7 separate regions of the Mus musculus genome follow, and all the other regions are linked to region 6. The links are chromatin loops, found by intact Hi-C in ENCODE. Cell type or tissue: heart. All regions are shown on one strand. Region 1 has its middle 6.4 kb from the start of Slc12a5. Region 2 overlaps Mmp9 (matrix metallopeptidase 9). Region 3 has its middle 12 kb from the start of Zfp335. Region 4 holds the start of Zswim1 (zinc finger SWIM-type containing 1). Region 5 holds the start of Neurl2 (neuralized E3 ubiquitin protein ligase 2). Region 6 overlaps Ncoa5 (nuclear receptor coactivator 5). Region 7 holds the start of Zfp335 (zinc finger protein 335).

What was found. A loop is a pair of places that touch in the nucleus more often than their neighbours do. Peaks named below come from ENCODE experiments on the same cell type or tissue, not always from the same donor. Only the 100,000 strongest peaks of a DNase experiment are listed, where the experiment ranks them.
Region 1: a loop joins it to region 6, with 4 times the contacts of the local background. A loop is called at or near these places in 15 of 42 quality-filtered maps.
Region 2: it touches region 6 in a loop (4-fold over the local background); 15 of 42 quality-filtered maps call a loop at or near these places.
Region 3: it touches region 6 in a loop (4-fold over the local background); 12 of 42 quality-filtered maps call a loop at or near these places.
Region 4: it touches region 6 in a loop (2.9-fold over the local background); 6 of 42 quality-filtered maps call a loop at or near these places.
Region 5: a loop joins it to region 6, with 2.6 times the contacts of the local background. A loop is called at or near these places in 6 of 42 quality-filtered maps.
Region 7: a loop joins it to region 6, with 2.6 times the contacts of the local background. A loop is called at or near these places in 12 of 42 quality-filtered maps.

Annotation. Positions count from the first base shown.
Region 1 is chr2:164,959,566-164,963,565 of GRCm38, forward strand. It overlaps a transcript of Slc12a5 not described here. Among named protein-coding and RNA genes, the nearest start is that of Slc12a5, 6.4 kb to the right of the region's middle. In heart, a CTCF peak has its summit at 2,425; a DNase peak (open chromatin) is centred at 1,336; H3K4me3 peaks cover 1,362 bases; H3K27ac peaks cover 1,057 bases; H3K27me3 peaks cover 1,853 bases.
Region 2 is chr2:164,951,038-164,955,037 of GRCm38, forward strand. Mmp9 (matrix metallopeptidase 9) reads left to right here. Exons shown (of 13, transcript NM_013599.4): 8 at 70-225; 9 at 1,383-1,716; 10 at 1,818-1,957; 11 at 2,227-2,377; 12 at 2,482-2,585; 13 at 3,736-4,000. The coding sequence ends at 3,869. Among named protein-coding and RNA genes, the nearest start is that of Mmp9, 4.8 kb to the left of the region's middle. In heart, CTCF peaks have their summits at 910 (motif pointing right) and 2,402 (motif pointing right); a DNase peak (open chromatin) is centred at 2,364; H3K4me3 peaks cover 784 bases; H3K27me3 peaks cover 4,000 bases.
Region 3 is chr2:164,922,234-164,926,233 of GRCm38, forward strand. No RefSeq gene overlaps it. Among named protein-coding and RNA genes, the nearest start is that of Zfp335, 12 kb to the left of the region's middle. In heart, no CTCF peak of the experiment used is centred here; a DNase peak (open chromatin) is centred at 2,428.
Region 4 is chr2:164,821,203-164,825,202 of GRCm38, forward strand. It overlaps Zswim3 (zinc finger SWIM-type containing 3), which reads left to right. Exons shown (of 2, transcript NM_178375.2): 2 at 1-925. The coding sequence ends at 487. Zswim1 (zinc finger SWIM-type containing 1) reads left to right here and starts at 1,484. Exons shown (of 2, transcript NM_028028.2): 1 at 1,484-1,998; 2 at 3,480-4,000. The coding sequence starts at 3,628. In heart, CTCF peaks have their summits at 1,573 and 2,296; a DNase peak (open chromatin) is centred at 1,759; H3K4me3 peaks cover 1,583 bases; H3K27ac peaks cover 966 bases.
Region 5 is chr2:164,831,104-164,835,103 of GRCm38, forward strand. It overlaps Neurl2 (neuralized E3 ubiquitin protein ligase 2), which reads right to left and starts at 2,493. Exons shown (of 2, transcript NM_001082974.2): 1 at 1,596-2,493. The coding sequence starts at 2,337. Ctsa (cathepsin A) reads left to right here and starts at 2,670. Exons shown (of 15, transcript NM_008906.4): 1 at 2,670-2,747; 2 at 2,927-3,105; 3 at 3,217-3,328; 4 at 3,595-3,645; 5 at 3,735-3,821. The coding sequence starts at 2,694. In heart, CTCF peaks have their summits at 1,750, 1,951, 2,722 and 3,588; DNase peaks (open chromatin) are centred at 1,758, 2,528, 2,658 and 3,718; H3K4me3 peaks cover 2,847 bases; H3K27ac peaks cover 2,469 bases.
Region 6 is chr2:165,030,757-165,034,756 of GRCm38, forward strand. Ncoa5 (nuclear receptor coactivator 5) reads right to left here. Exons shown (of 8, transcript NM_144892.1): 1 at 3,927-4,000. Among named protein-coding and RNA genes, the nearest start is that of Ncoa5, 2.0 kb to the right of the region's middle. In heart, a CTCF peak has its summit at 1,971 (motif pointing left); a DNase peak (open chromatin) is centred at 3,535; H3K4me3 peaks cover 1,704 bases; H3K27ac peaks cover 1,245 bases.
Region 7 is chr2:164,908,045-164,912,044 of GRCm38, forward strand. Zfp335 (zinc finger protein 335) reads right to left here and starts at 3,706. Exons shown (of 28, transcript NM_199027.2): 1 at 3,473-3,706; 2 at 2,578-2,828; 3 at 1,162-1,399; 4 at 111-188. The coding sequence starts at 2,778. Zfp335os (zinc finger protein 335, opposite strand) reads left to right here and starts at 3,389. Exons shown (of 2, transcript NR_166490.1): 1 at 3,389-3,706. In heart, CTCF peaks have their summits at 1,716 and 3,301 (motif pointing left); DNase peaks (open chromatin) are centred at 1,777, 3,287, 3,567, 3,817 and 2 weaker places; H3K4me3 peaks cover 2,538 bases; H3K27ac peaks cover 1,753 bases.

The sequences.
Region 1 (4,000 bases), 71 kb before region 6:
TTTGTTTAATATCAGCTTAGAAGTCCCAATCCCAACCATCCCTGAGGAAAGTCAGAGCAAAGGCTGGAGACAGGAACCTGGAGGCCAGAACTGAAGCAGAGGCCATGAAGGAACACTGCTTACTGGCTAGCGCCTCATGGCTTGCTCAGCCTGCTTTCATATAGCACCCAGGACCACCCGCACAGGGGTGGTACCACTCAAGAAAACGACCCACAGCTTTGTCTACAGACCAATCTGGTGAAGGCATTTTCTCAGTTGGATTTCCCGATTCTAAAATGACTCTAGTTTTTGCCACGTTGAAATAAAACTAGCACGCACGGGGCTGGAGAGATGGCTCAGCGGTTAAGAGCACTGACAGCTCTTCCAAAGGTCCTGAGTTCAATTCCCAGCAACCACATGGTGGCTCACAACCATCTGTTATGAGATCTGGCGCTCTCTGCTGGAGTGTCTGAAGACAACTACAGTGTACTTACATATAATAAATACATCTTTAAAAAAAACAAACAAAAAACAAGCAGCACGCACAGCCTTCAAGAGGTTGATTGCTCTGTCTTTCTCATGTCTATCACATTCACTCAATGCAGACACAGTGGCCATCCTTACTGGTTCGTGAACCGTCCAGGTTCCTTCTCACCCCAGGCCTTTGTCCTTGTTACTCGAGAATGCCTAGGCTTAAACTCAGGGTCCTGTGCCTGCCAGGCAAGCATCCCTCTACCGAGCTCTATCTCTAGACCCACGTATTTGCTGCTGCTTCTGCTGAGTTCTTCTTCCCAGAGACCTTTGCGTCGTTAGTTCTCATTACAAGTGAGATCTTAGCTCAAGTCTTATGCTTTCTGGGACCCCTTCTCTCGGGTCACTCTCTAGTTCTCCTCATCAGTGGCCCCAATTTTCCTTCTTCAGATATGGCATAGTCTCATATCTACCTATTTGCTCACACACTTCCTCTGGTGTCCTCCTTAGAACATGAGAATCAGGAAGGCAAGTAAGCAGTTAATGGTCACTACTGTACGGGCAGAGGTCTCTGTTGCCTATAACAGTGATCCATCAACTTGTGCTGAGTGAACGAGCCCAGGTGTTCAGGAGAACCTAGCAGAGGTGGGGAAGTCCTCCGTGAGAAATGACTCATATATGGGTGGGCTCCTCAGGGGCTCTTCTGGTGAAACTCAGAGTCCGGGGCCACAAGGAGAAGTGGCCAGATTGGGGAGGTTGGGCACAGCGGGCACTAGGACCCGGCGCGGCGCGCGGCAGGCGGGGAAGCTCTTGGCGCTCCAGCAGCCCGGCTGCGGCCACTTGTGCGATCCCGCCGCCCCGCGCGCCATGAGCCGCAGGTTCACGGTCACCTCGCTGCCCCCCGCAGCGTCCGCCGCCTCCGCTGACCCAGAGTCCCGCCGGCATTCGGTGGCCGATCCCCGCCGGCTCCCGAGGGAAGACGTCAAAGGTAGAGGCCGCGGGGGGGGGGGGGGGGGCGGGACAGCTGGGGGCGGGGCGAGAGGGCGGGGCCACTGCAGAGTGGGGCGGGGCCTGGGTTGGGCGAGGGGGCTGCAGGGAGCGGACAGTAGTGCGGCCCCAAGGACTTGGGGCGCCCTAGAGGGAAGGGCGAGGGGGCGTGACCGGATCCTGGTGGGCGGGGCCACAGGGGAGCAAGTAGGGTCAGGAAAAGAGCCTGGGCAGGGGCTAGGGAGGAAGGGGCGAGCTGGAGGCTGAGGGCCTGGGTCTGGGTCTGGAGGGAAGTAGGCCCAAGCATTAAGGAGGTGGGGACCTTGAGGAGAGGGAGTGGGACCAAGGAGCGGGGACTATGAGATTGGGGTGTCCAGAGCTGCGGTGAAGCAGGCCTAGGTCGATTTGGGGGGCCAAACAGAACGGATTGGGCTGGGAGGATCAAAGGAGGACCAGGTTGGGTGGGTGGGGTCGCTGAGGCAGAAGCTACGTTAACGGATCCTTGATGCCCAGCGGATTCTCTAGTCTTCTGTCTCTTCTTAGAGAGTCGGAATGCCTGGGTATCCCCTAAAGGAGACCGCAGACAGGGAAATTAGTTTGAATCGTAGGCAGTTAGGTCTGGGAAGGATGTCAAAGGACCCAGTCCCAGTCCTTGGGCATTCATCTCCGTCTGAGGGAGGAGCTAGCTGAGCTGGAGATGGGGGTGCAGAGTTCAGTGATCTTGTAATGAAGTCACACTCAGCTACACTGGAGAGGGCCAAGGGATCCTTCTGGCTCTCTGAAAAGAAGTGACATCCTGGTTACAGAAACAATCCCCTCTGCAAGGGTCACTTCCAGGGTTTTCCCCTCGTCCTAGCTCTGTGCCATTCTCCTTTGGAAGGAGAGAGGGTCGAATAGGCTTGGAGCGGCCCCAAGGCCGGGAAAAGATGAGAGAGAGAGAGAGAGAGAGAGAGAGAGAGAGAGAGAGTTAGTTCCCTGGTCGCTAGGGGTCGCTCATGAGCCGCGGGTGAGCTCGCATTGCCTGGAGCTAACAAGCCTGTTTTGGGGGGTTTCCTTCAGATGGTTCCTCAAGGTATGGACAACTCCAGGTCTGGACTCCCGCAGGTTCCAGTCAGGTGACCCAACCACCTCACGGATTGTGAACACTCGGGGTTCTTCCTGCTCTCCCTCTTTGCTGTCACTTCCCTTGTTTCTCCTTTAAAAAAAATGGCTCATCAAACGGCTCAGAATCAAAAATTTCAATACCTCATCACTGTTTTCTCTTCTCATCAAATCCAATCGTTTCTCGTGATTTGGCCACTGACCTTCAAAACTGATCCAGAGTTCTGTTACATTTCTCCTCTTTGGTCACCACCCACCCTCCTGGTCCAAGCCTGTAATGTTGCTCACACATCCAGGGCCACAGCCTCCTCTCTGCTCTCCCGGCGGCCAGCCAGGTCTACCCATCCCACACTAAGATGTCCATCACTATCGGATAAAGGCCAAACCCTTCAGCCTGTCGTTCAGTTTCCTTCTTCATCTGCATCTGGTATGTCTCATCCTGCTTACCCCACCCCCACCCTGCCCCACTTCCACAAGCTGGGAAAACTCCAGCTCATTCTGTAAGTTCTAGCTCTCGTCCCACTGCTTCTGCTATCCCTTTCACTTTCCCTTGCTCCCAGGAAGAGGCCATCATTCCCCTTCAGCCTGTCCATCAGAGCACATTTCCAGAGGATGCTGGTTCAAGCACATTAAAGACAGAGGCCGTGTCTCTTTCTCTCTGTGTTCTCAATTCTAGGCCCAAAGCCTAGCAGTGAGTGACCAGTGCTCATCAGAGTATGTGGCTCTAAATCTTCTCCGTCTCCTCCATGTTTGCCACCTCTCCTCCTGTTCCTCAGACCTTGGCCAGGGAATAAGATGTTGGGGACTCGTGTCCCAAGGTGATGGCTCAGTTTTTCCGTTTTACACCCTCCAAACACCTGCACCACTGAAGTAAAATATAGACCTGGAATTTGACTGTCCAAATTGTATGTGGGAAGTGTGTGGAACGTTGTGTGCCTGTGGTTGGGGCTGTGTGCGCATGTCTTGATGTGACTATCTCTCGGCAGCTTGCGTGGCCTGTCAGGTACTCAGTGAGTTCTTACATGACACACTGTCCTGCCAGTGTGTGTGACAGCCATGGCAGTGTGTCTGTTTCCCTGTTTGCATCCTTGAGGTCACTCAGAGTCCCCTTTTGCCATGATTTGGGTGACTTCCTTACCACTCAAGCCCTCAGATGACCTCAAGCACATCCCGCATGAAGGTCACTGAACTGAGAATTAGATGAACACTCCCCGGGGGACTTAGCATCTGCTATCTTTTCCACAGCTGCTTTTGTGTCAGTCTTTAGACATAAGAGTCAGTCAGTCAGCAGCCCAAAGAGATGCTCTCCCCACCTCTGTCTCCAGGCCCAACGGGAGCGGTGACAGCATGTATAAGGCCGGGAGTGCCAATGGGGAGAGCTTGGCAAACCACACGTGTTGTGAGCATCCTGTTTTACAGTGGGCCCAGGAGATAGGATTTGCCCCTTGGCGTGTCACCTGCT
Region 2 (4,000 bases), 80 kb before region 6:
AGTCACCTCCTGGCAGTCAAGGCGGAGCAGCCAGGGCTGGTGGCATTTCAGACTCCTTCTACCTTCCAGGGTACAGCCTGTTCCTGGTGGCAGCGCACGAGTTCGGCCATGCACTGGGCTTAGATCATTCCAGCGTGCCGGAAGCGCTCATGTACCCGCTGTATAGCTACCTCGAGGGCTTCCCTCTGAATAAAGACGACATAGACGGCATCCAGTATCTGTATGGTGAGGCTGGGGGACAGAGACGAGGAGCAGAGAGAAGGATGTGGCTCAGCTGTAGGAAGAGGAGAGGGGAGAAACGGAACCTCAATATCTATCTGGGTCAGGGCCTGAGTGCCCAGTAAGTGGAGATGGCACTCTAGGCCCGGGTTCAAAAGCCAGCCCAGGGCTGGGTGTGCAGCCTAGTGGTTAGATTACATACTGAATGATGCAAAGCAGACATGAGGCCCTGCGTTTGATCCTCCTCAGCAAGAAGGGTCAGCCAAGCCACTTCATAGGTGAACTTAGTTAGGTGTGTCACTTCCCTCCCATATAAAGTGGCGGCGTGCGATAATAGCGTGGCTCTCATAAGGCTTTGATAGGGTTAACTGAAGTAGAATGATGCCTGACTTTATTAAGTGACATTTGATTGTCTTGTCTTGTTTTTGATCATCATTAACCTTTGAAAAATGGGGATATTTGCTGGGTGGTGGCATAGCAAGCTTGTGATCCCAGAACCCGGGGGGATTGCGACAAAAAAGTTACCATGAGTTTTAGGCTAGCCTGAGCGATACACTAAGCTCCAGGCCAACCTGGGCTACTTAAAGCTCTGACCCAAAGGAACTTCCAAAGATTAGTTGATTTATATTTCTATGGGTGTTTTGCCTGAATGTATGTGCACAAGGTATGTGCAATGCCAGCAGAGGCCAGAAGAGGGCGTCAGATCACTTAGGACTGGAGAAGCAGATTGTTGTTAGCTGCCATGTGGGTATTGGGAAATGAACCCAGGTCCTCTGGAAGAGCAGCCAGTGGTCTTAATTAACTATTGAGCCATGTCTTCAGCCCCCAAAGGAGCTTTTAAAGGCATAGCAGGCCAGGAATGTTTGCCCTTAGGAGTCAGAGGCAGCTCACAGCACTGTTTGACACAGTGGTCACCCAAAAGACTCTCTCCCTGCCTGACTCGGGGAAGGGAGGGACATTCTGCCTGTTCGGTCCTGAGAACCCAGTCCATATCTTCACAGAGCTCAGTTCTGGACACTTAGGCTTGGCATATGAGAAGAGGCTTGCTGCGTGTAGCCTCTAGCTTCAAGGGAAGACTGAAGGCACCATTGCTGGGCTTGGTGGTAGGCTGGGGCTACAGAGAAATGCTGACTAGTGTGTCTTATCTAGTGTCTTGTTTTTAGGTCGTGGCTCTAAGCCTGACCCAAGGCCTCCAGCCACCACCACAACTGAACCACAGCCGACAGCACCTCCCACTATGTGTCCCACTATACCTCCCACGGCCTATCCCACAGTGGGCCCCACGGTTGGCCCTACAGGCGCCCCCTCACCTGGCCCCACAAGCAGCCCGTCACCTGGCCCTACAGGCGCCCCCTCACCTGGCCCTACAGCGCCCCCTACTGCGGGCTCTTCTGAGGCCTCTACAGAGTCTTTGAGTCCGGCAGACAATCCTTGCAATGTGGATGTTTTTGATGCTATTGCTGAGATCCAGGGCGCTCTGCATTTCTTCAAGGACGGGTAAGCAGGGAGGGTGTGTGGGTGAGAGAGGGGGTTTGGAGAGGATCCTGCTTGCGTCTTCCACCAACTTTCTCGGGCCCTGATATTTCCTTTCTTCTCAGTTGGTACTGGAAGTTCCTGAATCATAGAGGAAGCCCATTACAGGGCCCCTTCCTTACTGCCCGCACGTGGCCAGCCCTGCCTGCAACGCTGGACTCCGCCTTTGAGGATCCGCAGACCAAGAGGGTTTTCTTCTTCTCTGGTTAGTTTGTGCCCCTCTAGCTCATCGATCCCTCAGTATCCGTCAGCTTAGGACAGACACCTAGTGTAACCCGTGAAACTGCGACTCCAAAAGAGCGCCCCTGCCCAGCTGATAAGATTTGACATTGGGGGGACGGACGGACGGACGGACGGTACTGAATTGCAATTCCCCTTGAGTAGCTCTGATACTTAGCTTCTCTGGCTCCTGCCTCCTGCCCTTCAAAGAGACTGTGCCACACCTTAGTGTCTACTGACCCTTCTCTTCCGCAGGACGTCAAATGTGGGTGTACACAGGCAAGACCGTGCTGGGCCCCAGGAGTCTGGATAAGTTGGGTCTAGGCCCAGAGGTAACCCACGTCAGCGGGCTTCTCCCGCGTCGTCTCGGGAAGGCTCTGCTGTTCAGCAAGGGGCGTGTCTGGAGGTAAGAGCGACCGAGGCCACCAGTAGGGGGAGCCCTAGCGCCACTCTCCCGCAGCTCTGGGGTGGGGAGCGGGAGAGGCTCATCGCTTGTCCACCTTCCTGCAGATTCGACTTGAAGTCTCAGAAGGTGGATCCCCAGAGCGTCATTCGCGTGGATAAGGAGTTCTCTGGTGTGCCCTGGAACTCACACGACATCTTCCAGTACCAAGGTGAGGGCTGCTGAGGCTGGCCGGGAAGGGTCCCTTCGTGAAATGTCTCCCACACTGGACTCCCTCTCTTAGCGACTGGCTAGTTTCTCAGCAGGAGAGAGCAAGCCCTTGGAGATTGAAGGGAATGTTCTAGATAAGAGCCATATAGAGAGCACCCCAAGTTCACACAGCCCGGACCTAAGGTCCGGATTGCTTGCATATCATTCTTTTCCGGGAACTCCAGTAGAGAACGCAGCTCTCTAGAAGGCTCGTTCCTTGATTATTAAACAGTAGCCAAGGGCCTATAATGTGCAGGACTGCCACTAGGGATACGTGGAGAGGCAAGAAAGTGTCTTTGGGCAAGTCACTACCTCTCTTGGGGCCTCAGTTTCCCCATCTGTAAAATGTATTATCTGGAGCTCTGTTAGGCTAATTCAAAGGCTCAAACCTCCCAAATGTATTATTTTTCAGCCATCTCCTTTATACCCTTCCCTCCAACCATACCGGTAACCCAGTAACCTTTAATATATTCTTCAAGAGTGGGGAGGGTTAGGAGAGGAGGGCAGAGGTTCTGACTGTGACCCCAAACGATACGAAGGTAGAAGAAACTCACACGGCCTTGCCTGTGTGTCCAAGTTCTCGTCTCCTCCCCGTTCTCTTGACATCCTCCGTGCTCCACCGAGGCTGGCTGCTCTTTGAACAGATCAAGGTCCTCCATCCCTTAAGGTCTTCGGGCCCGTTGTCCCCTATTTGGAAGACTTCCCACTTAAACTGTCACCGGGCTGCCTCTCTTCAGGCAAAGGAGAAGATTTAATTGGGGCTGGCTTACAGGTCAGAGGCTCAGTCCATTATTTTCATGGTGGGAAACGAGGTGGCACACAGGCAAACGTGGTGTTGGAGAGGTAGCTGAGAGCTCTACCTCAGCAGCAGGCAGCAAGAAGAGAGAGACACTGGGCTTGGCGTGAACATCTGAAATCTCAAAGCCCACCCTAGTGACACAGGTCCTCCAATAAGGCCACACCCCCTCCCACCTCATAAGTGCCACTCCCTATGGGCCTATAGGGTCCATTTTCATTCAAACCACCACAGGTGCTTGTAAAAATCTTGTTCCTTTTGTCAATGATGAGGGAGCAGAGGACTCAGCTTTCTTGTGTGTTCTTGTTTCCCGTAGACAAAGCCTATTTCTGCCATGGCAAATTCTTCTGGCGTGTGAGTTTCCAAAATGAGGTGAACAAGGTGGACCATGAGGTGAACCAGGTGGACGACGTGGGCTACGTGACCTACGACCTCCTGCAGTGCCCTTGAACTAGGGCTCCTTCTTTGCTTCAACCGTGCAGTGCAAGTCTCTAGAGACCACCACCACCACCACCACACACAAACCCCATCCGAGGGAAAGGTGCTAGCTGGCCAGGTACAGACTGGTGATCTCTTCTAGA
Region 3 (4,000 bases), 110 kb before region 6:
AAGAGCTGAGTCCTGGGCTCTGTGGTTGAGCCAGGCTCCACACTGGGGTGGGGCGGCGGGGGGGGGGGGGTCTCCTGACGTCCCCTCTGCCCCCTTACTTCTAACCCTTAGGATGACATTAATGTATCAGATGGCATCTGCAAAAGTTAAGTGATGAACATATGGGGCTCCCATTTGCTCGGTAACTACACAGAGTAACATCTCACTGCTGAACAGGGAGCCTGGACCATGTCTGCTTTGCAGTAGCTCCAGACACTGGCAGAGTGGGGGGTCTAACCCATCTCCACTGAGTCACCAAACAAGGACTGAGTTAGTGACATGGTGACATTATTCTGCCCAGTGCTTCGGGACCATCTATTCTGCCCCAGATACCACAGAATATCAGCCCAGTCCTGCAGTGTTACACGGTTCAGGAGACCACCTTGGAAGTGAAGGTGGGAACTTCTGGACCTGTGGTGACACATGAAGTTGTGTGACAGATGCTGAACATACTGTGCCAGAGACAAATGAAGAGCTCTGAGAAGGGCATGCTCACTGAGGCTGTGCAAAGGTGATCTGCATTCGGGACCCTCTCTGTCCTCCAGCACCTGGGGCCTCGTACAAGCTGCCTCCAGAGGCTATCGGTGACTTAACACTATCAACCCGACAGGAGGCAAGCTGCCTGGTAAGGAGGTCTGGGCATGCCTGCAAGGGATTGTCCTGGTGAGGTGGACAGTACCATTGTCTGGACAAGGCCTTGAACTTCATACAGAGGAAGAAGGTGACTGAACAAAAGCATCCACTCCCTTCTTCTTCCTAACTGCATGCAATGTGACCAGTTGTTCCAGATTTTTGCTGCCTTGGCTCCCCACGTCCCAGGATTGACTATATCTCAGACTGAGCCATAATGAAAGTCAAGTTGCTTTTCTCGGAGTGTTTTATCACAGCAACACAAAAGTGGATAAAACAGGAGGATGGATGTCGAGGCCAGGCTGAGCGGCAGCATGGCACGGGGCCTTTGACAGCTGCTCTCTGGCCTGGAAGCAAGTGGCATTACCTTGGAGCCAGGGTGGATAGTCACAAAGACAAGATAGTGCAGGGAACTTCAGCAAGGCACCAAGGATGCACTGGGCCCCAACTCCAGCGTCTACCTTCAACACAAAGCTCCCTGCATTCTGGTCATGTGGCTCTGAGAGGGTCAACCTCTCAGGTCAGTGTCCTCATGTGTCACACGCAGGGCCATCACTCCTGCTCGGTTGTCATGGCATTACACGAGACAATGTGGGGAGACAGAACTGGGTCAAGTCCAGGCCAGGCTCCAGTGCTAATTAGCTCTGTGACCTAAGTCATGTCTCCTGTCTGAGCTTTCTTTTCCCCATTCAGATATTGGCCACTGCCTGTCTCATGAGCACTTGGGGACACAGTGGCTAAGGAGTGGCTGCTGGTACATTTATTTGCCTGGGCTCAAGGCAAGCCCTGTCACCTTGATTGGCTTAGTCTCTCTGTGCCTGTTTCCTCTCTGGTAAAGTAGGGGTTAACATAAGTCCCTCTGCTCCATTGAGCTGTGACATTAGATGCTACAATCAAGAGAAAGAAGGTTGGCTAGGTTCTGGAGAGATGGCTTAGTGGTCAAGAGCACTGGCTGCTGTTTTGGGTTTGATTCCTAGCACCCATCTGACCAGTTCACTACCATCTCTAACTCCAGTTCCAGGGGATCTGATGTCTTCTTCTGCCCTTGGTAGCCCCCAGGCAGCCACATGGGGCACAGGCATGCATACAAGTAAAGTATTCTGTTTTGTTTTGTTTTGTTTTGTTTTGTTTTGTTTTGTTTTGTTTTGTTTTTCTAGACAGGGTTTCTCTGTATAGCCCTGACTGTCCTGGAACTCACTTTGTAGACCAAGCTGGCCTCAAACTCAAAAATCTGCCTGCCTGTGCCTCCTGAGTGCTGGGATTAAAGGTGTGTGCCACCACACCCGGCTAAGTAGAGTATTCTTAAGTTAAATAAGTAAATTAAAAGAATGTAGCCTGTAGCCCTCCGCAGCAGCACTCATTAGCTCCAGGTCTGGCACCTCACAGGGACTAATCCTGGCTGCGTGCTGGGTACGCTTTCAGCAGTTTACACTTTACCTCTTATCCTCAAAGCAGGCCTCTGAACTGGGTGATAGACTGTTTCTATTTTGTTCCCGAAATTGAGTCACCCAGAGGTCCAGTGTCTTGCCAGAGGTCATAGAGTGATTAGTGGACAGTCTGAGTCTAGCAGAGTCCTCGCCATCCCTAACAAGGGATCCAGAAATGGGAGCCATTAGAATATCTGTGTTACGGTTTTGGATCCAGGAGGGAAGGCAATTATTCATGTCTCAGTGGAGTAGGGCTTAAATGAGCCCTAGAGGCAGATCTCATGGAGGGATGCCAGGTCTGTCTGCTCACTTCCCTAGCCTTACAGCAGGGGGAGCCCGCTGACTCTGCCTGGAGACCTGGTGTAGGTCCAGCCTATGGGTCCTGTGAGCACTGGAAAGTGCCAGCTGAGAGTAGGTAGCCAGTGCAAAGTCAGGGTGATACAGGCTTGGGTCTGAGCGGCAAGGCACTCGCACAGGTTTCATGCATCCCGGGGCAAAAGATTGGGCCAGAAATTCATGGTCAGATATAGGAATAGAGCTGTTTATTTAAAAGGGGAAAGCTAGAGAAACAGCTGAGCAGTGGAGTGCATAGGGCTCATAGCGACCTTAGATTTCAGCCGTGGGCTCACAGCAGGCTCCAGAGGACCTAATGCCTCCCCTGGCTTCCACATGCACTCCACCCATGGGTATAAACTCAGATAAATACATTACACACATACTTTCTATTTTAAAAAGCTGCCAGCAAATAGAGTTTCAAAAAGAGGGCACTCCTGAGAAAGGGAGTGGACAAGCTAGTGAGCTGGAGAGGCAAGCATATGCTCAAATTTGCCGGGCTGCGAATCTATTCACTGTATGTAGCCCACGTTAGGGGAGGGCTTCCATTCTTCCTAGGCCAAATGGCTTCTTTAATGTGTTGATGAAATATATATATAATTTTTTCCAGGCATGGTTGTGCATGCCTTTAATCCTAGCACTTGGGAGGCAGAGGCAGGCAGATCTCTGTGAGTTCAAGGCCAGCCTGGTCTACAGAGTGAGTTCCAGGACAGCCAGGGCTACACAGAGAAACCCTGTCTCAAAAAGCACCCGCCTCCAATCACGTGTGTGTGTGTGTGTGTGTGTGTGTGTGTGTGTGTGTGTGTGTGTCACTGTGTGCTGTGGAGGTCAGATCTTTCTTTTTCTCTTCTGACCATGCTTGCTGACAAGGTCTTGACCAGCTGAGCCATCTCACCAGAAGTTTGTTCATCTTTTTTTGTTTTATTTTGTTTTTTTGAGACAGGGTTTCTCTGTGTAGCCCTGGCTGTCCTGGAACTCACTTTGTAGACCAGGCTGGCCTCGAACTCAGAAATCCGCCTGCCTCTGCCTCCCGAGTGCTGGGATTAAAGGCGTGCACCACCACACCCAGCTGTTAATCTTGATGTATTTTCTTCAGTCTCTACTCCCCTGCCACGTAGGGTGGTAAGTACCCTGCATTCCCCTACGGTCTGTCGGGTTGCCTTGCATACACCTTCTAGGCCCTCTGTGCGGTTATCGGACTCTTTTGGGTATAGACTGGGAATCGGAAACTCCAAAATTTCAATGAGACATTGCAAGGGAATGAACATCAAAAGATATGAACACAGCACTCAAAACGGTAATGTTAAAAAACTAATGCCATCTCAAGCTTGGTGCGAGAGCCTCCGTGTTACAGATGCTGAGGCGAAGCACCACGATCAAACCAGCTTGGGGAGGAAAGGGCTTATTTGACTTCCACATCACTCTTCATCATCAAAGGAAGTCAAGACAGGAACTCAACCAGGGCAGGAGCCTGGAGGCAGGAGCTGATGCACAGGTCATGGAGTGTTGCTTACTGGCTTCCTCAGTCTGCTTTCCTGTAGAATCCAGGACCACCAGCCCAGGGGTGCCTC
Region 4 (4,000 bases), 210 kb before region 6:
GCTAGAGAACTCACACCAGGTGAGCAAAGATGGCTGTAGCTGCAGCTGCTCCTTTCAACAGTGCTACCATCTGCCATGCCGCCACATTTTGGCTCTGTTGCATACCAGCCAGCAGCCAGTAGGGGAAGCCATGGTGTGCTGCCGGTGGCAGAAGAAATACCAGCACCTCCTTGACCCCAATGGGGAGCTGCAAGACCGTGGAATCATCCCAAACACAGATCAGCCTGAAAAGCAAGGTCAGAACCACATGATTCGGGACCTAAGCAGGGAGCTGGCAAACCTGCTGATGCAGACCGAGGGGCCAGAGCTGGAGGAGCGCTGCTCCACCCTGCGCAAGATTGTGGACATCTGGGCAGACCCCTATCAGCTGCCTGAGTCCAGTCAGCAGCCAGTTGACTTCAGAGACGTGGGCTGCCTCCCTTTCCTCTGGGGAAAGCTAGAGGAAGCAGACAGCCCCCCTCTTGCTGAAGCCATGGTTCATGATTGAAGTGTTTGTACTAGTGAACCCATCTCAGAACCACCTTGGGACAGTTCAAAGTGGTGGGTCAGACTGTAGGTCAGTATTTTTATCAGTGTCTTCCTAGGTAAGGGCTAAGAAGATCTTAAAACTCGGGGGAGAGGGACTCCACTGTGACAATCCTTTGACCCTGCCTCATTTCAGCCCTACCTTTGGCGTTCTGTAGACACCTTGTTCATTGTTCAAAGCCAAAGTTATTCCATATGAAAGGGCATGCTCCTTTCTTCCCAGCCTACACAGACGAACCCTTGCCCAGGTTAGGATAAACACAATGGGCCCGGAAAGGAGCTTTGTGTCCAGAGACAGAGGGGGAGGAGGGTAGCCCTTGATTGTCAACTGTTGCTGCTCTTTAGAAAATACCTGTTACGTATTTTTATTCACACTAATAAAGTCGGTTTTTGTTTTGTTTCACGTTTGTGTTTTTTGAGACGGGGCCTCATGTAGCCCAGACTAGCGGCCTCAAAACGTTGTCATTTTAAAGGAACCATGAATGTTGTCTAATGGGGTACTTGACATTCAGAGGGTTAGTAATGCACCCCCATACTCTGCCCTCTTCCTACCAACCTATCCTACAACACAGATGGTAGCTTGTCTTGTTCATTCTGTCCTGTCAGGGACCAGGAGGAAAGACCGACCTAAATCCTAGATTTTACTGCAAGCCACTTGCTGGGACGCTGTGGGCAAATTCCTAATTTAAACTTTTTAATTTTATTTTCGAGAGAAGCCTAGCCTGGAACTTGATGTAGACCAGGCTGGCTTCTGCTTCCCCAGTGCTAGGATTAAATACGTGTGACACCACACCCAGCTGTTTAAGACTTGGTCCTACTAGGTTGCCTGAGTTAGCTTCAAATTCTTGATCCTATCTCAGACCCTGAATAACCGGAATTACAAGCCTCAGTTTCTCCACAAGGCAAAGAATGCAGGATTACATTTGCACCTTTTTCCACCATTCTGTATCTACGGAGCTTGACAGCTCGATAGCCGACAAACTAAATGTTGTCCGTATAAAACACTGCTCTTTTTTATTTTTATTTTGGCCTTTAAAAGGTGCCGCCTTTCCAGCCCCCTAGACCGAAGGGAGGCTTCGCCCTCGGGCGGCCTGTTCCGGGCTTGAACATCCTTCCACAAGCTCTCATTGGTGATTTCTGGCCGAGCCTCTGTAACCCTGGCAACAGCCCCGTCCAGGAGCTGCCAGTCCAGGATTGGTCCGTAACTCCCAAGTTCCACAGCGAGCTCCTTTGGTCTGAGTCATTGTGAAGCTGGCGTGGTGATTGGCGAGGCTGGACGTCAGTCAGTCGGAGGCGGGCCCAGTGGGAGGAATGGCTGCCGCGTCTGCCGGTGCGCGAATGGTCTCGGCCGTGGAGGCGTGAAGCCGGGTCTCAGCGACTAGTGCATTCAGCTTCCACCAGTGGAAGGTGGATTTCGGCTCCGCTGGGCTTGAACACGAACCTCAGCCTTCCGCGTCCCCCACCGGTGTTCAGGTGAGGTCAGAGGCCGCCTTCCCTTCCTGATCCATAATTTGGGACTCTATAGGATGCCATCAGGATCTGGAGCCAAAGCTCGGCTTCCAGCTGTTGTAATGATGGACAGATAGCCTATGCTTTCTACCTCAGTCTTTCATGTGTCTTTGAACCTGAGTCTTTCATCGGCGAAATGGGGACAGTGAATGGAGCCAAATGGGAAACATTTGCATAAAGCATTACATCCAATCAGGATATGTGTAGGCGCAGGAGAGGTTACACACATGCTAGCCCCCTTAAAGTGAAAGGAATTGCCGGCCAGTGGTGGCGCATGCCTCTAATCCCAGCACTTGGGAGGCAGAGGCAGGCAGATTTTAGAGTTCGAGGTCCACAGAGTGAGTTCCTGGACAGCCAGGGCTATACAGAGAAACCGTCTCGAAAAAAGCCAAAAGAAAAAAATAAATAAAGTGAAAGGAATCAAGTTTCAGAGAAGGCAATTGGCTTGCTCAATATTTCACAGCAAATTTTGAGCAGTTTTTTTTTCCTGGTATATACCAGGACCAAAGAAAAAGTTGGTAAGAATTATAAGAATTTGTGAACAGAAAGGCCATGCAAATATTTAGAATGATTTTTAAAAAAGAATTAAATGTTGACACATGCCTTATTTGCAGCACTTGGAAGCTGAGGTGAGAGGATTGCTGTGGACAAGTCAGAGCTACACAGCAGAATCCTTCTGTAGAAAAAGAAGGTCCACATGCCATATGGGTTTTTTTGTTTTGTTTTTTGAGACAGAGGGGTACTCTGTGTAACAGCCCTGGCTCGCCTAGAACTCACAGAGATCAGCCTGCTTCTGCCTCCCAAGTGCTAGGATTGGCCATGTGTTTTCAATCCTCTATACTGCCAGTGAGCTATTATGATCTCCTATTGTCTAGAATGACCTTGAACTGACCCTGCTGCCTCCACCTCCCAGGTGCTGGGATTACAGGTGTTGGTGCCACACCCAATTCCCTAGTTCTTTTGTTTGGTTGGTTCGGGATTTTTGCATGCATGAGTGTGTGGTGGTTGTTAGGGGTTTTGTTTTTGTTTTTTGTTTTTTTAAGACAGGTTCTCTCTAAATTGCCTGTGCTGGTCTTGAGCTGATCCAGTGACGCCTGGTGACGCTTCTGTCTCAGCATTTTAGGTAGCTTAGATCACAAAGGTACACCACTGCATGTGACTTCCTGCCCTTTTTAGTTCCTGGGCTGGCTTGTTATTTATCCCTCATATCCGGGGAAATCTCCCTCAGTGTCCCACTGTAGCCCATGTGCCTTGCCCTCCGCAGCATGCTCTCTGGCCTCTTTCTCATTTTTATGGTTTTTATAATCAACCAATGTGTCCTTATGTGCTTGTTGTATATCTGCCCCTGGAAGATATATAGTGTTTGATAAGTGTTGAGATATTGTCCAGATAGATAGTTAAAAACCCAGGTACCTACTCTCTTAAGTGTCTCTTCCTTTCCCTAGGCCCATCCAAAACCGTACCTAAAACTACAGTCTAGCTTCAAGCATCAAATTACGTGGCACTTGAGAAACGTAGTGCTTCCCTGACGGCCGTCGATCTTGCAGAGGAAGGATCCTAGCCTGGGCTTTAGACGCTTGCCAGCAGCACTCCATGGCCCTCACGATGCTGAATGGTCTACTCATTAAGGACTCCAGCCCACCTATGCTGCACCAGATTAGCAAGACTCCTCAGCTAGATGCCTTCAACTACCAAAGCTGCTTCATGCAAGACCTCTTTGCTCATTTCCCTGAGGTCTTATTTATCCACCGGACCTATAACCCAAGAGGCAAGGTGTTGTACACCTTCCTGGTAGATGGACCCCGGGTCCAGGTTGAGGGTCCTCTTGCCCGAGCTGTGTACTTTGCCATCCCTACCAATGAAGATGCCAGAGGCCTGGCCCAGATGTTCCAGGTGTTCAAAAAGTTTAACCCAGCATGGGAGAGAGTCAATACCATCCTGGTGGACCCCCACTTCCTCCTGCTGC
Region 5 (4,000 bases), 200 kb before region 6:
CTGAGTCTGCCTGGCGGGGCTGCTTGTATAGCTGACATAACACCTCTTTCTGAGGACTTTGATCAGACCTGTTGCCATTATAACACAGCCTAACTGACCCTCCTCCCTTCACTCAGCAGCTTTCTGTCTGCTTTGCCTATGCAACCACAGCACAGTAAAATAGCAGGTTCCAGCTCAACGAATTCATGACGCACGACCAGAGGTGTAAGTGAAAGGTTCGCTGAGCGACAATGAGCTAGACCTCTTTTTTTTTTCTCAAGACAGGGTTTCTCTGTATAGCCCTGGCTGTCCTGGAAGTCACTCTGTAGACCAGGCTGGCCTCGAACTCAGAAATGCCTCTAACTCCCAAGTGCTGGGATTAAAGGTGTGTGCCACCACTGCCTGGCTAGACCTCTGATTTTAAAAGCTGTCAATCCGAGTCTCAGTCAATCCAAGGCTACTCAGAGAAACCCTGTCTCAAAAAACCAAAAAGAGCCGGGCATGGTGGCACACACCTTTAATCCCAGCATTAGGGAGGCAGAGGCAGGCGGATCTCTGAGTTCGAGGCCAGCCTGGTCTACAGAGTAAGTTCCAGGACAGCCAAGGCTAGACAGAGAAACCCTGTCTTGAAAACAAACAAACAAACAAAACAAAACAAAAAGAAAGAATTTCTCAACCTGGAGTTTGTGACAGCTCCAAACCCACATGTCCAAATCTCAGAACATTTTTCTAAGGAAAACACACAACACATAGCTGAATGTGGTTAAAGGTGGCGGCTCATGGCTAATCCCAACCATCCCCACAGGCTGAGGCAGAAAAGACTGTAAAAAGTCCATCCGGAGCCTACCTGGGCTACTTACTGAAATCCAGAGCAGCCTTGTCTCCAGAGTAAATTAGTCTCAGAAAACCAAAAATAAATAAACGCACAAAATTCTCAACAAGTCTCTGGCCTAAAATCAGTTTTAGAATCCCTGTCTTCCGGGCTGGGGCGTGCATGAGAACCTGACTTGGTTTCCAGGACAAAATTTAAAAACCACAGACTTGGGCTAGAGTGATGGCTCACTGTTAAGAGCACTGACTGCTCTTCTAGAGGTTCTGAGTTCAACTCCCAGCAACCACGTGGTTACAACCATTTGTAATGGGATCTAGTGCCCTCTTCTGATGTGTCTCAAGACAGCAACAATGTATTCCTATACATAAAATAAATATTTTTTTTTTCTGAGACAGGGTTTCTCTGTATAGCCCTGGCTGTCCTGGAACTCGCTTTGTAGACCAGGCTGGCCTCGAACTCAGAAATCCGCCTGCCTCTGCCTCCCGAGTGCTGGGATCAAAGGCGTGTGCCACCACACCCGGCAATAAATATTTTTTTAAAAGCCCACATCCACATCGTCCAAACCAAAAGGAACCTGCAGGGTGTCTCAGTCAACTAGGGGAGATGAATATACCAGGCGGGCCCACAGCCAAGGTGTGATGTGCGTAAAATCACAAGCTGGTGCCCAAGGCAGACCGTGCATCTTCAAAACTAGTTGCAAGGCCTTATTAGCTGGCTGTGGGGTCCTAGCAGGTGTCCGTCCCTACACTGAACCAGAAGGTCACTCCAGGGGTGGGATACCTACAGCCATACTCCAGCTGGACCAGACGCACGCTCTTGGTGGAAGCAAACACATCTACCACAGCGTAGAGGGGCTGAGCAGCTGGCAGCCCCCGGGCGCTAGGGCCCATGTCCTCCCCGTTGATGATGATGTGCATGTCGGCGGTCCCATCCTCACGGGGGCAGAAGAGAACACCCAAGCGGCTTCGGCGCGCTGTAGGAGGCAGCACGTTTTGTTCATAGAGCTGATCTAAGAGGTGGCTATAAAGCCCTGGCCGGCTGCGGCCCACCAGACGGTCCCGGGGAATTCGGAACTGCTCGATGCGCAGATAGGGTTCAACCAGTAGGGCTTGGGGACCACTGGGGACCGCTGCCTCCGCTTCTGGTTGACCTTCCCGGGGCACACGGTTGTGGTGGCGTGTGATAGCGAAGACCCAACTGTGGCCAAGGCTGACCAAGTCAGGCAGTGAAAACTCGGGTACAGCGGCCAGACTGGCGGGATCCAGAGCGGTCAGGCCAAGACGTAAGTGCCCGCACCAGCCCAGCTCTTTTTCCTCAATTTCCACTAGAAATACCTGGCCGGGGGCCAGGGGCTCACGACTGAAGCACACACCGTGGGCGAAACTCTCCACGCGTGTGGCTCGCGTTCCTGAGGGGTCCATGCGGATGTTGGCTCCATGCACTTGGTGGAAGCGGGTGGGAGGGGGCTCTGGGCGCGCAGGGCTCCGTGGGCCACCCAGTCCTACGTGTTCGGAGGGAGCAGCCATCTCCAAGCCGTGCAACAGGGCAGCTCATGCCAAGGGCTATTTTGGGCAGCGGGCTCAGATTGTGACCGCGGGGGCGGGGTGGATGAACCATGTAAGGCATTTCCCCCTTCTCTAACTTCCCCCAGCTCTGCCTGGGGGTCCTAGCGCCGCTTTCTCGCTTGTCACCAGTAAGGGGTCCCCAGGAGCCTGGGGAACCCTTCTGTCAACACCAAGATCACCTGATCTCTGGCACCCTGACTAATAACCTTCAGGGCCACGCACTTTGACCACTCCCGACCCTCAGGCCCACAGATTAAAAAAGTGAACAATGAGCAAACTGTCACGTGATGCAGATGCTCACGTGACCAGAGCTACACATGACTTCCAGTCCAAAGGCGCCTCCTGGAGAGCAAGGACGCAAGGAAGCAGAGGTACGGAGATGCCCAAACTGGTGGGCAGCGAAGGTGGCTCTGTGGCCCGGAGTTGGATCCGAGCGGGGGCTTCTCCCGGAGATGTGCGCCATCGTCTCCCCAGGAACTGCTGCACCGAAGCGCAAGGGATCTGGGGGGACTGGTAAACAAACATCCTCCACCGATGCTTCCTCCTGCAGATGCCCGGAACCGCGCTGTCTCCACTGCTCTTGTTGCTGCTCCTGTCCTGGGCGTCCCGGAACGAAGCAGCTCCGGACCAGGATGAAATCGATTGTCTCCCCGGCCTGGCCAAGCAGCCCTCTTTCCGGCAATACTCCGGCTACCTCAGAGCATCGGACTCCAAGCACTTCCACTACTGGTGCTTGGCTTGGCCCTAAAGTTCCTAGGAGGGCATGATAACTGGACGAGCGAATTCTAACGACCCCAGGCAGGACCTGGACTCACACCAATCCTTTCCTATCCTTCCCAGGTTTGTGGAGTCGCAGAACGACCCAAAGAACAGCCCCGTGGTGCTTTGGCTTAACGGGGGTCCCGGCTGCAGCTCGCTCGATGGGCTGCTTACAGAGCACGGCCCCTTTCTGGTGAGTTGACCACTATCCCCCTCCCCCATGAGAGAGGGCAGGAGACTAGTTAGAGACAGCTCAAGGAAAAGGCAGGAAGGGGAAGGGGAGAAGGAACCTGTGGCCTAAGTTTGCTTTCCTTAACAATTCTGTTTTATGTGGTGGCCCTTGCCCTAACTTTCCGTACCTCTCATGGAGTGTGAGAATACGGAAACGCACTGTGGCTCTTTCTCTCCACCCAGCTGCTAACCGGCACCCTCACAGGCCTCTCTGTCTTTCCTCCCCAGATCCAGCCAGATGGTGTCACCCTGGAGTACAACCCCTATGCTTGGAACCTGGTACTCCTGGAGCTGTGGGTCTCTTAGGGATGTCTGGGTACTTGAAGGGTTGGGGACCCCCTCTTCTGCTCATTCCCTCCTCCCCCTAGATTGCCAACGTGCTGTATATCGAGTCCCCAGCTGGGGTGGGCTTCTCCTACTCGGATGACAAGATGTACGTGACCAATGACACAGAGGTGAGTCTGTTGCCTGACCACCTGCCCCATTCCCCGTTTCCCCAGAGATGGCTTGATTAGGAGGAGAGCATGGCCTCAGAGTCCACTTTGAGCCCTGTCATGTGCTCTGGTAAACTCAACCAGTCCACTTCCTCTTATACAAAATAAAATGGGTTGAACTCATTATCTCTGAAGCGCTT
Region 6 (4,000 bases):
TTTTGAAAAGCCGAAACAAAAAAATGGCATCAGCTTAGTAGTTTAAACTAGATTCTCCTTGGCTTTTTGACTAAGTTGTAGTATAGTCTAAACTAGAGAGAATATGAAATATTTAGAATGCCTGTGGACCTTTTGATAACTAACTCTTTACATTCAGAAAAATGCCTTTTCCTAACAAGGAATGTCTACAAAGATCCCAATGTCTGTTTGATAACTTCAGATTTACTCCACTTTGATTTATCAGTGTGGATGTGAAAGTAGATATGTGGCCATTTTAATTTTTTCCCAAAAGTTGCATTTAGATAGTAGAACAAAATGCTTCAAAGAGGACCCCAGTAACAAAGCAATAACTCCTAGCTATGGCTTGGAGAGTTAGCAGTCTGCACTTCATTGCCAGAGAGCTGGATAACATGCTTCAAAAACAATAAACTCAGTTTGTTGCTGGAATTTCCAACTCCAATAAGCCCATATAAAAACACACAATCCAATTATTATAATTATATGCTATAAGCCTAGATTGGGCAGATCTAATACTAGCCTAACTTATTCCCCAGCTATAAGACACTTTGCTACTTGCAGTTTCTCCTGGCCAAGTGGTTCTGGTCCATCATGGCTTCTTCCTCCTCCTCCTCCTCCTCCTCCTCTTCTTCTTCAGTCCCCTCTCCTTTCCCTCTCATCCTCTTCTACCTGCCCAATCACAGGTGTTTACTGACCAGTTCAAATGGAGAGAAGGCTCACAGGAGATCACTTGATGGGCTGCTCTCAGAGGCAACCCCTTGGGGAAGCAGAATTAACATCAGAATACAAACAGCATCTGGATGACCCACAACAGTATATTAAAGGAAAGCCATCAGATCGTCTAGGATGTGGACCAGAGAGCCCATAACTATGTAGTTAACTAACTTAGGCCTCTGGAAATCTGTGCTGATGGTCCTATTTCTTATGGAAGTCACAGTGTGATTACACTTTACAGTTTTCAGGGATTGTGTGTTTCCATGTTTTAGCTACTGTCACATCATTTTCTTTCTGACAGTTAATGTTTGTGGGTTATTTCTAGCTGAACAGGATTTAGGGAGACTTCCAAATAAAGGGCCTAACTGTATGTTATACTGCATAAGCTGAAGGAATAAACAGGCTATTGGAACCCTGGTACTTACTGCCTTATTACCCTTACCTTTCATTAAAATGTCTATCAGTGAGAGTAACAGAGGATCATCTCCCATTGGGCACTGCTCTTTTAGCTATCTGACAGTTTAAACTCTGTTTAAGCAGAATAGTCTAGCCAACAGTATATGCTGTTCATAGAACAAATCTTTTAACACACACACACACACAAAACATTTGTTAAAAATACTTTTAAAGAGAGCTTTAAAAGTATTAGCCTCAAAGACTAATCATTCATAAAACACAGGAAGCAATAGAGTAGAAAGAATTCTTCTTTGGGGGAACATTGAACTGGAAGAGTTCATGGGAAGACAAAGGGAAAGTCATAATGAGATTGCTGTCATCTCTGCGACATACTTGCATGAGGTTAGCATACAAAGAAGCCTCAGAACTCCTGTACTGTGGATACTATACAACATAGCTACTTTTTCTTTTGAAATCTTTCATCTCCAACAATATCTTGAACGTGTTCTTGGGCAAGAAATTTTCAATTTTACTGAGCTCTCATTTCTGTATATGCACAAAACTTTGTAACACATATAACACCACCAATGCACCCATCTTACAAACCAACTTAGAGAACAAAAGAGTAGTATTTACCATGTGCACTGCTAGCTGAGGATTCCCTTTGCAACTAAGCACCAATGGTGAGTTTAGAAACAGAGACAACATTTGTCACGTGGGGAGTCAAAACCTGAAGAAAACTGAAGGGCACATTCCAAAGGTTTCCTTTTTGTAAAAGGTTTTCCATTCTTAAATGCACAGGTGAATTCAGTTCTCACAGTGCAGGAAGCTTTTAAAGGCACTGCCATCTGCAGGCCGCAGGCATGGAATGCCTGGAATAGTTATTTACAATAAAGTTTCAGAGCAAAGCATTGTTTATTTAGCTTGGGGCACTGGTAGATGAGGCTCCACTTGCTGATGTTCGGAAATGGGACTTCCAAGTCAAATCAAATTTCCCTTGCTTCTTTGTACATTATTGCTCCTGAGAAGTTTGGGACCAATGGATGATCTTATGTTTAGTTCTATTCTGTGCTCAACCTGAGGTCAGCCCCCCAAAATACAGACTTCTTGTCATACAGCCCTTGGTGCTGGGGTATCTGGAATGGTCCAAGTTGGCTTTTCTGAATTTCCTTTCAGAAAATAAAGTAAATCTGCTCTCACACTTTTTAAAAACTGAATTTATGATCAGATAGCTAATGGGACATGAAACTGCTGATATCTAGAAAAATACCTTCCATTTAGTCTTGCAATGTGGTTGTTTTGCTAGCACATTATACAAGGAGAAGCAGTCTCCTATGTTTCGGTAGAGACTAATGCATGTCTAGGGGCTCAAAAAATATATGAAAGAGGAAAGACGAGCTAAATGGAAGAGACAAACCAAAAGGAAGGCAGGCATGCACGCTAACCATCAGTCAAGTGGTCTCCAATCCCCACAAGGCAAAACTAGAGCCTTGTTCCAAAATGTTGATACAAAGTTGCTTTTTCACACTCAGACAGATACAAGTTTAAGTGTTCTGTGGTCAAAAGCCACATCAGGGTTTGCAGAAGCATCCTTTCATGAACTTTCAAGGTGGCTACCACACCACAATACTGTAAGAAAGCGAGGAAACACACCCAGTACATCTGAGGGATGGTTCTTGCAGCTCCTGAGATTAGCGCTTCTAAAGGACAACCTTTTACAATGAGAAAGCTCAGAATATTTATCATCACCCTGAAGATCCCGGGACACCCCGGGACATTGCAATGGGAGCTGGAATGCCGCAGGGGGAAAAATTCCATATACAGTGAAAGACATAACATGACAATTAACCCCGTACTCCAAGGGCAGCGGTTCCCAAAGCCTGGAGCGCACAACTTCAGGAGGAACAAGGACACAAGTGTTTATTTTAATAGACAGGTATTTATTTTTTTTATGAGCGTTAGAGAAATAACTGGCTTTCCATTATACCGTTTGGGGTTCAAAATTTCCGCCTTAAACAAATGCATTTAAGGAGGGAGGGTCAGAGTCAGTTTAAAGAAAAACATTTAACATTTGGTATCTAGTACAGATGTAGGCGGACTTGTAAAGGTGCAGCGCGAGGGACGGAAGCTGGGGAGACGTGGTCCTAAGCAAAGCCCCTGACCCGCTACCGGGGTGCGGGAAGGGCCCTGGGAAGCCAGTAGGTTCCGGCGCCGTGTCCGTACGAACCTCCGGCACAATTTCTCTCGCCCGGTTCTCCGGGCCTAGGGTCCACGTCCATAGAATGGGCGAGCTGTCACACAAGTTGACATCTCGAGAATACGCCCAGGGCGACAGCGCTCCCTAGGCTGCTTGGCGCCTGGACACCGCCGCCGAGACCGGTATCCTGGACCCGGGTTCGAAGCCCTCCAGTGCCACTGACTCACAAGAGCTCCCCTCGCCCACCAAAGCCCCGGGCGAGCGACTTCACAGACTCTCGAGTGCAGGGCGTGCTCGATCCTACAAAGAAGCCTCAGCAGCTTGCGACCGAAACGGGCCGCGGTGCCCACCTCAGCGCACGGTCAGTCGCTCGCTCGCCTACTTGGGTCCGCCAGACTCGGGTCTGGGCCGGACCGGACCGGACCGGACCGGAGCCGGAGGCAGCCGCGCCCCGCTCCGGGGCATGCGCAGCCTCGCGCGTGCCCGGAGAGCAGGCCGCGCGTCGAACGGGCCCTCCCGCCTCAGCGTCCCCGTCGCCCCCCCAACCGCCTGCCCATCAGTACTACGCCTCGGCGGACGGCCACCGCTCCCCGGCACTCACCGCTACCGGCGTGGCCGCCTCCCCGCCGCTCCTCCGCCTCAGGCCCGCCGCTGCCGCCTCGGCCTCTGCCCACC
Region 7 (4,000 bases), 120 kb before region 6:
AGGCCATCTTGTCAGAGGCCAGGGCAATGGCTAACCCCCCAGGGTCATATGGAGTCTTGTCTTTTGCCCCATCCACTACAGGCTCCCAGGAACTGCTAGGAGTTTTGTACCGTCATCCGGGCCTTGCAGGATCAGGTACTGTGTGGTCTCAGCTCCTCCCTCTTCACCACTGGTCACAGTGATGCAGCCTGGCAGAAAGGGTGGAGGGTGACACTCTCAGAGGGACCTTGACAATAGGCCCACACCCTTGAACTCTACTTGGCAACTGGAGAGCACCTTGGACATACCCACTGCAGGCTGGTGTGAGGCCTGGTGTAGGTGACGTGCTAGCCCAGTCACCAGGATGCCAGCCAGAGCTACCCTGGCGGACAGGGTTTTGACAAATGGGCCAAGTCGTCCTTTATCCTCTCTAAACTTCCTCAGGACACAGATCCTGCAGGTACCATGTCTCAGAATGCTTCTCAGACCATACCAGAGCTTTGTGGGATTCTAGTGCTGTATGCAAGTCCCTAACCTAAAGACCCAGCACAGTACTTAGCAGCTTGAACAAGGGGTTACCTGTCTGAGTTTACTGCCCAGGAGAAACCTCCATTTACCAGTGTCACTGTTACCCAGTCATTTTTTGGTGTCTCTCTCTCGTGCCTTATAATTCTCATATGGACCAGGTTAATGGCAGCCATCTCCTCTGGAGGTTACTGGAAGATCTGCCCCCTCTTATATGTCAAGTGTTCATAACTACCCGCAGTACAAAGCCAGCTACAACTGTTTCTACGTCTTAGAATTAGTTACTGCTGCACGTACTTCATGCGTGTATATGGGCATGCGTGCGGAAGTCAGATGACAACTTTTTGGAGTTGGTTGCTTCATTCCACTGTTATGTGGGTTTAGCGGCAGTCACCAGGTCTACCTGACAAGCACTATCACCAGCTGAGCCATCTTACTGGCCCCAGCTACAACTCTCCCTACTTCTGAGCACTGTGACATCCTGGCATCATACTAAGAACTTACAGTGACGTTGTACTTGATACTTGTGTTGTTTCCCACTAGGAGACAGTTGTCAGTTCCCTTTACACACTCCACAGTCAGGTAAGTTCATCTTCACTCATTCATTGACACAGATGGCTGTGGGATTGGACAGGGCCACACCCTCTCCCTACTCACTCTGGATGAGGTCTGGACCAATGGTAGATTCGATGATCTTGTCAATGGCAGAGCCTAGGTCTGAAGAGGAGGCTGTGCAGTCAGACACCAGCATGCTGGGGTCTGGGAGAACACTGGAATGCACCAGAGCTGGGGGGCCACCAGGCATCTCTGCTACTGGTCCCCGGGACACAGAAGATGAATCAGGGAGGCAGCCATGAGGCAAAGGGTCTGTTGAGATGCTCTCAGATACCTCCTCCTAGGTGTAGAAAGCAGAGGGCAGTTCAGGAGCCAGGCGTGAGGCAGGACAGAGCAGCCTGTAGATACCCCAGAAACAACAAATAAAGCCACCCACCCACATTTCAGCCTTACAGAGGCCCAGGAGGGTTCTCCTGTGAGGGCCCACAGATATAGTCAGGAACTACCCCAGGGGGGAAAGCAGCAGCTCTCTAGACCACAGGCCACAGCCAGGAGGCACAACTGTCACTGGGCTTTTGCATCAACCACTCCCCCTGCTGCACTCTCTTCCATGATCACTACCCAGCTTTCTCACAGCCATTTAGGCACTGCCCCCTCTAGAGGGCAAGCTGGACCTTACTCAGGACCTTTCTGCTCCTGCACACTTCCCTTCAGAGACCAGTCACCTCACCACACTGGAATGACAACAGGTTGGGTCTACTCTCTGAGAAGAGAAGCTTTCCTCTATGGACCCAGTTCCTCAGCACAATCCCAGCCCACCCCCGCACCTCAACATTTTCCACACCAATCTGTGTTCTCTGCAAGGACCTGGACCACACCTGTCCTGTCCCTAGCAGTAACCCTGTAATATAGCATAAGTTAGACCCCCAGGGTAGGCCCACTTCTGCTGACATAATGAAACCCTAAACTGCACACCCAGGGCCACTACTTCATATCTCCATCAAGTGGAGTCCAGATACAATCCCCATCTCGCAAAATTACTTATGAAGCTACCAGAGATGACTATGTTTCTAATTTTCACTTAACAGAGAAGATGAGGGCTAGAACCTGGGTAACCTGCTCAAATCACAAAGTAATGGGTCAGGAAAACATGGCTCAGTTTCCCCTTACAGCCTAGCACCCATAGAACCCGGCCCTCCCGTTCCATTTGACAGATGGGAAGACTAAGATAACTGAGATGGATCAACATTTGAACCGGGCTCATGGAGCCTGAGGGCTCTGGGTAAGACCATGGATAATTCTGGCTCTGTCGATAGCAAGCACGCTCTGCCTCAGTTTCCCTTTCTGAAGATTCTGGAAACAAGTGGTTTAAGTATGTCTCTTAGCCATGGGACTTGTCAAAACCGACCACAGCAGTTTGGCATGGCATGGCTTGGCGTCTGCCTCAAAAACAGTTATTTTCTACAAGTAGGCTTTGCTGACGGTCCCCCTGCCCACACCATCCACACTGATCCATACCACAGAGTGGTTGCCACCGTCCGAGCTCTGCCCGACGCCAGAGTCGTCAGCCTCCGTTAATCCTGGGACGGTCGCAGCGTCGCTGCTGTCCGCGGACACAGCTTCCGAGGTGCACACACCCAGGCCGCTCTCAGAAGGCTCCTCAGGCTGGCCGGGCCGAGGGGCCGCGTCGCTACTGCTCTCCACCTCGTTCTCCTCCATTGGTTCTGGGGACCGACTGACAGCGAAGCGCGGGGTTTGAGGCTTTCACTCTGCTGGGCGATACGACCATGGTTGCAACAAGTGGTCCACCTTTCGGGCCCGGCCAAGCAGAACCCACCCAGATGCACCGGTGTGCCCATTCTGCAGATGCAAAGACTGAGCATCGGACTAGATGGGACGGGGTTTCCTGGAAAGGGAACCTTCCAGAAAAGAATAGGGACGCCTGGCCTCTCAGGCTAGGACCCTTTGGGAAGAAGGGTGGTCCCGGTGGGTGATCACGGCTCCTTGCTCCTCCCAGAGGCATGAATCGACCCTGGGCGGACACAGCGGCCCGGCGCTCCGGCCCCCGTGTCCCCTCGGATGAGGAGCCGGTGGTACAGCCCGCAGGCCCCCGGGGTCAGTGGTTCACTCCCCCTCCCCGGACTCCCCTGCGGAGGGGGCTGACAGCGACGGTCGCGGGGCCTGGTGTCTCGGGGCTGTCCCCGGCGCTGCCTGAGCTCCAGGCCCGGCGCCATCTTGTGGCGGCGCTGGGTTTCCGCTCAGGCAAATGCGAGAGCGGCTAAAGGGCCTGGGACCCCGGGGCCCTGTTCGGACAGCCCCGCCGGCCCGGGAGTCCGCCACCCGGCAGCCTCGCGGCAGGGCCCCGGTGCACGGCAGTGTGCGGAGGGGCAGCCCGCCTCCGGCTGCCGCTAACCTGAGCCTCTGGCTGCTGTGTCGCTCTCCGACTCCGGCATCGACGAGGTCGCCATCCTCTCACCCCCGTCGCGGAGGAACCCATCGGCCGCCCTCGAACCGGAACTACTTCCGCCGCCGTCCCCCCGGGAGAGAGAGATCTGCGGGGTTTCAGAAGGCCTCTCGGAGGACTCAGAGCCGTCGTCGGGTCCAGGAGGACTCTAGAAGTCACATGCTGCCCGGTGTTAGGGCTGAGGTCAGCTGGGTACGGGGACTACTTTTTCGTGTGGCGGAGGGCTACACGGGAAGTGGCATGACGTCACGCAGGTCCCAGCCCGGACTCGCCGGACAAGGCGCGGCGGAGGCGCCCGGCTCTCGTGGGTGTGGCCCCCAGCGTCTAGCCACACCTCCAGGGGTCGCTTAGAGAACCGTCGCGACCTGGGATGGTTTAGAGGTGTCCAGAGGGGAGGGAACGTCAGTCATTTTCCTGGTTTTTCACCTGTAGCTTAAAGCTCCACTCGAGCCAGATCGGGTTCTCCCGGGTTGGGCT